2 separate regions of the Mus musculus genome follow, and region 1 is linked to region 2. The links are chromatin loops, found by intact Hi-C in ENCODE. Cell type or tissue: left cerebral cortex. All regions are shown on one strand. Each heading gives the region's core, and the rest is flanking DNA. Links, peaks and the distances in the headings are about the cores only. Region 1 holds the start of Pmpcb (peptidase (mitochondrial processing) beta). Region 2 overlaps Armc10 (armadillo repeat containing 10).

What was found. Peaks named below come from ENCODE experiments on the same cell type or tissue, not always from the same donor. Only the 100,000 strongest peaks of a DNase experiment are listed, where the experiment ranks them.
Region 1: a loop joins it to region 2, with 6 times the contacts of the local background. A loop is called at or near these places in 24 of 42 quality-filtered maps.

What each region holds. Positions count from the first base shown.
Region 1 is chr5:21,735,750-21,738,552 of GRCm38, forward strand. It overlaps Pmpcb (peptidase (mitochondrial processing) beta), which reads left to right and starts at 1,411. Exons shown (of 13, transcript NM_028431.2): 1 at 1,411-1,527. The coding sequence starts at 1,429. In left cerebral cortex, for the core only: CTCF peaks have their summits at 43 and 1,353 (motif pointing right); DNase peaks (open chromatin) are centred at 36 and 1,378; H3K4me3 peaks cover 1,445 bases; H3K27ac peaks cover 720 bases.
Region 2 is chr5:21,657,222-21,660,024 of GRCm38, forward strand. All of the region lies in intron 4 of Armc10 (armadillo repeat containing 10), which reads left to right. Among named protein-coding and RNA genes, the nearest start is that of Armc10, 13 kb to the left of the region's middle. In left cerebral cortex, for the core only: a CTCF peak has its summit at 1,570 (motif pointing right); DNase peaks (open chromatin) are centred at 974 and 1,568; H3K27ac peaks cover 700 bases.

The sequences.
Region 1 (2,803 bases), core at 10-2,509, 78 kb after region 2:
TAAGGCTCTACTGCCTAAAGGTTCCACAACCTTCGCAAACAGCGCCGCCAGCTGGAGGGCAGTTGTCTAAACTTCTACACTTAGAATGGCTATCGATAAAATAGCAAGAAGTCAGAGTGGAAAGTCAGAGGCAGGAACCAAAGGTGACATGGAGTTCCTGGTTTGGACGTTTGACTGGTTGTCACCATTACAGCTACAAACTGACAATGAGGCGCCCAAGGGATTTTCCTGTCTTTTTGGCTTTTCGAGACAGGGTTTCTCTGTGTAGCCCTGGCTGTCCTGGAACTCACTTTGTAGACCAGGCTGGCCTTGAACTCTGAAATCCGCCTGCCTCTGCCTCCCGAGTGCTGGGATTAAAGGCGTGCGCCACCACGCCCGGCCCGGATTTTCCTGTCTTGTTGTTAAATGGTGAATAGTTAAAAGAGGAGGCTGGGTGGGAAAAGGATACCTGAACGATAATGTAAATTAGGTATTAGGCAACAAGGGGTCAAGTTAGACAGAACTCCAACTTCTAAAGTTACAGCGCACACTCTTTAGTGTTAAACAGCCTGTTAGGCAGCCAATACCTCAGTTCCCACTGTAAAATTAGCAAAGTAATAGTCGCTTCCTCACAGAAAAGAGCTTGCTAGGGGCTTGCAGGCAGCTCAGCGGGTAAAGTCACTTGCAGTGCAAGCCTGTCCACCTGAGTTCCACCCCCAGAATTCATGCAAAGGTAGAAGGGGCAACTGATTGCATAAAGTTGTCTTCTGACCTCCACAAGCTTGGAGTGGCATGCACCCACCCCCTCCCCATAATAAGTTAAATAAAAAGCTTTAATTTTAAAAAGTGCTTGCTATTTTCGTTAAGCCTCAAACCCTGGGACAATTGGCTAAAGTGGCTATTTGACAAATTTTAGTTTCATTAGAGTGTATGTGGATAAAGAGGCACCCAGGAACGGGTAAGAGCAGTTTGTTTTGGCAGAGCCCTAAGACGTGGAAGTAAATAACATTAAATCATGGTAACAGAATGTAAGATTATGTTTGTAAAGCGTCTGTCTTTTAGTAGCAATCTCGGCAAAGGTATTCCTATGGAATAGAATAAGCAACGCTATAAACATTAGAACAACGAAGACCAACATGATAGATCCTTCAATGTGTCTGTCCCTCCCGCACTGGATCTCTCTGATTAACTCCAACCGCCTGGGGATACATGTTCCGTTCACTTTGTCCCTTGTGTGTCTTGCACATCATTTCTACAGACCTGATTATTTGGAGCGAACTGGGGAGGGAGTCAAAGGGTGAAGGGATTGAGGGTTCTAAGCCCAGACACAGAATCAAAGGAATTTCAGAGACTGCAATTCCTGCTGCCGCCACAGGGTGGAGCCAGCCTCTAGTTCTGGGGCCTGGAGTCATGACCCGGAAGTACATCTCCACTTTCTCCACCGCAGAGATGGCGGCGGCCGCTCTATCCCGGACGCTGTTGCCAGAGGCCCGGCGGCGCCTGTGGGGATTTACACGAAGGCTTCCGCTTCGCCGCGCCGCTGCTCAGGTGAGTCTCGCTCCGCCGTGCCCCGGCGGCTCCCGGTGTGCTTTGGGCCGGGCCTCCGGATCCGCTATCCCGGGGCGCTGCGGCCGGGCGCAGAGGGGGCGGGGCGGCTGCTCCCCCTCCACGCCACCCGCGGGAGGTAAGAAAAGGAGCCGTGGACCCCCAAACCAGACAGCGCCATCCTCAGCCCATGGACACCCAAACCAGACAGCGTCAACCTCAGTTCATCCGAGTTTTATCCCAGCGTTTTCCTTATTTGAGAGTTGTCTTGCTCCAAAGGGATCTCTCTCTCTCTCTGTGTGTGTGTGTGTCTGTCTGTCTGTCTGTTAGTTTGCTATTACCAATGTTATTGTATGTCGGGCTGTTCTCTCTCGAGAAAAGGAAACTAGGACAAGCGCTTTATGAATTTGAAGTTGGGTTTGCTTTTGGTTTTGATATTTTGAGACATCGTTGTTACACAGGGTTTCTCTGTGTAACATCTCTGGCTGTCCTGGATCTTGCCCTGTAGATCGGGCTGGCCTCAGATCCGCCTGCCCCTACACAGTAGGGCACAGTCAGGTCATGGTGTATTATTTGATCAGGGAGCAGAAAGCCTTTGGGTCACAGAAGCAGGACAGTGCGGGCTCGTACACATTTCTTAAGTACCTGTGGCTGTGGCTGTGAAGAAACCACGACCATGGCAACTCTTATAAAGGAAGACACATTAGCTGGGGCTGCTTACAGTTCAGAGGTTTCGTCCATCATCATCAGAGCAGGAAGCATGGCAGAGTGCTGGCAGACGTGGTGGAGAAGGAGCCAAGAGTTCTACATCTGGGTTGGCAAGAGATAGACACAGACAGACAGACAGACAGATAATGGACCTGGCTTGAGCATTTTAAACCCTATAACCCACCCCAGTGGCACACTTCCTCCAACCTTCTAGTAGTCTCTCTCTCTGATGACTAAGTGTTCAAATCTGTGAGCCTCTGTGGTCCATTCCTATTCAAACCACCACTGTGTCTGGCGGTTAGGTCAGTCTCAGGTTTTTGGGTCAGGGTTTAGGAAATACGTTTTTCTCATTTCAATATGAAAACATGAAAAAGCTGCTGAAGCGTCTGTAGTCAAACCAGTTGGCCCGAGAGCCTCTGAAGCATCTGTCCTGTTTCTGTCTGTCCTTTGTGAACAGGAGCATCCCGTCTGTCTCACTTCTACACAGTCAGTTTTGTATTGTTATTTCAGTTTCTTGACTTTTTGTCCTTAGTGAATATGAAGCATCTGTAGGAGAGGTAGCTGAATCAGG
Region 2 (2,803 bases), core at 179-2,678:
TGTACAAATGGAGGAGGCAGCAGACATGATGCTGGCCGCTAAGACCTCAGGAGACATCAGAAAGTCTGAATAAATCTCTCGTGTTAAAGTCCATTCTCATTGCTATGTTTTTAAAGCACACGGTAGTATGTAGATTGGCCAGTTGTAATGGTAGACTTGTGTTCTAGCAGACAGTTGAAAGCAAAATGCATGGGTGTTTGAATGCACGGGATGTGGTTTTATTTTTAAATTTTATTCATTATTTGCATATATGATGGGAAAGGGTGTGTGCCACAGTGTGTTCATGGAAATCAGAGGACAACTTTGTTTGTTTAAGATTTATTTGTTTATATGGGTGTGTTTTGTTGATACATATATTGCATGGTAGAAGAGGGCATCAGTTCCCATTAGAGATGTTTGTGAGCCATCTCTCCAGCTGGGGACTTGAACTGTGTCTGGTTGCTGGGTTTTACTACAAGGGCTTTTCCTTCTGAGTCCTCTAGCTAGCCCCAAGTCGAATTGTCTTTTTTCTTTCCTTTCTTCCTTCCTTCCTTCCTTCCTGCCTGCCTGCCTGCCTGCCTGCCTGCCTTCCTTCCTTCCTTCCTTCCTTCCTCTCTTTCTTTTTTTATTATTATTTTTGAGACCGCACTGTGTGTCCTGGGCTGGTCTTGAACTCTCGACTCTCCTGTTTCAGCCTCCCAGGTGCTGAGATGTGTAGGTAGGTACCACTGTTGGCTGCATTAGTATTTAGGAAGGACTATTATGATGATGTGCCCCAAGTGTCTGCCATCATCTGAGTACTTCTGGGGTTATCAGGACGTAACTGTATAAGGAAGTGCCTCACTGTGGTCCAGTGCTTCTGAGGTGTTGGCACATGGGTTTTCTACATTTCCTGTAGCCCAGCTTGTTTGGATCTGGTCTAAGGCATACCCAGGCATTCAAAATGAAACATAAGCATTAGGCCAGCTCCAGCTCCAGGCTATTTCCAGCCTTCCTCATCGCTCATCCCAGTGGAAGATGACTTAGCGTTTTAGGACCCAAGAAGATGCTTTGCCTCTGCGCTGTAATGTTACTCTGCGCTGTAATGTAATGTGCTGTATGCAAAGCCTCTCCCTTTACTGTCTCTGCAGCTGCTTTCCCGGAGCCCAGGAAGAACTCTAGTCAGTTCAGAGGCAAGCAGGGGTATTTGGATCTGTAGATATGTGTCTCGTCTGGCTGATGAAGTCTACAACATTTTAATAGATGGCTCGTGTCATTTTGTTGTATTCTTCTATACAGCATTGCCTAGCATTTTTCAACTTTTGATGGGAACCTGGCCACCTGCTATGGCATTGTTTCCCCGTAGAATCTGAGAGTAAAGTTCTGACTTGCAAATGAACTTTTCCATAGTCGTCCATTTGTCTGTGCCCATCGTGCATGTTCCTCGGGATGCCCCAGAGTGACTTTTAAAGGTCTTGTTTCACTTGTGGTGGTGAACTCGCCGCGCTCTAACCATCTGTGCTTGCACCACTGACTCAACAAATACAAAATCCTGGGAAGTGTTTGCTCTCTGCAGTGAGAGCCAACCGCATAAATGGCCTGGGTCACCACAAGGTGGCGCCTGTGGCAAGAAAGGGGAAAACCAGAACTTAGTGTTTCAAAGGGAACTGTAGCCCATAAATGTGTTTAGCCTGTAGAGGATAGCAATCTCAGACACTAGCCAGCTGTCGCCCTTCCTGTCTCTGGTTGATTGTGAGCAGGCCATCTCCTAGGTTCAAAGCTGTCTGTTTCTTACACAGCTCTTGCTCCTGTTCTTCTGCTCCAGGCTTCATCGACTTTACAGGCAGGCACTTTGTTTCTTAGACTGGCACTAGTGTTGCTGACAGCATCATGCCAGCTGAGATGTCCCAGTCGCTCTTGGGAGGGCACCAAAGGGTCAGAAGTCACTCTGGCTGTCCTAAGAGTTCATAATTTCCCTAGAAGCATCTGCCTGAACAACCCAATCCTGCATAAACAGGTTGGCAGGACCCCCACTCTGGGGCAGGATCAGCAGGACCCCCACTCTCGGGCAGGGTGGGCCTCTAGCATCAGCAGGACCCCCACTCTGGGACAGGCTGGGCCTCTAGCATCAGGCTTTTGTTTTTACCTTGTTCTCTTCTGCACTGCTTGACGTTTTACCATGACCATGTGTCCATTTTACTAAACTTAGAAGATGGTAAAAAATGAGACTAACCAAAGCTTTACATCTTCACTTTAATAATTAAGTTTTCGTGTGACCAAAGGAGTTGGAGGCATACAGTATGATGTAATAGTCTAGATCCAAGGTAGACCCTGGTAGGGTGGTGCCCTGGTAGGGTGGTAGGGGACCCTAGGTTTGATCCCCATCACCCTCTCCTCCAAAGTTCTATGGTCGGTATCTATTGCCTGTTTAATTTGTTATAAAAATGTACATTCTGGGTCCTTCCTGGGTCTAGTGAGAAGTGGTGGTGGTGTTTCTTCTTGGCTTTTGTCCCCTCTTTCTTCTCCCTTTAATTGCATGTCTTGTAATTTAATATGTAGGTTAATGTTTTACAAAGCGACATCTTGGGGCTGGAGAGGTGGCTCAGCACTTAAGAGCATGTGTTGCAAAGGACTCAGGCCTAGTTCCAAGCAACCACATAACCATTGGTAACTCCAGTTCCAGGGGTTCCAGTGTCCGCTTCTCACGTCTGCAGGCACTCACACACATGGTGCACATACATATATACACTCAAAAAGATTCAATGAGCGGTTTCTATTGTTTCCGAGACCAGATTCTCCTCTCCTACACTCATAATGAACAGATTTATAGCGGGAAAGGTGATTC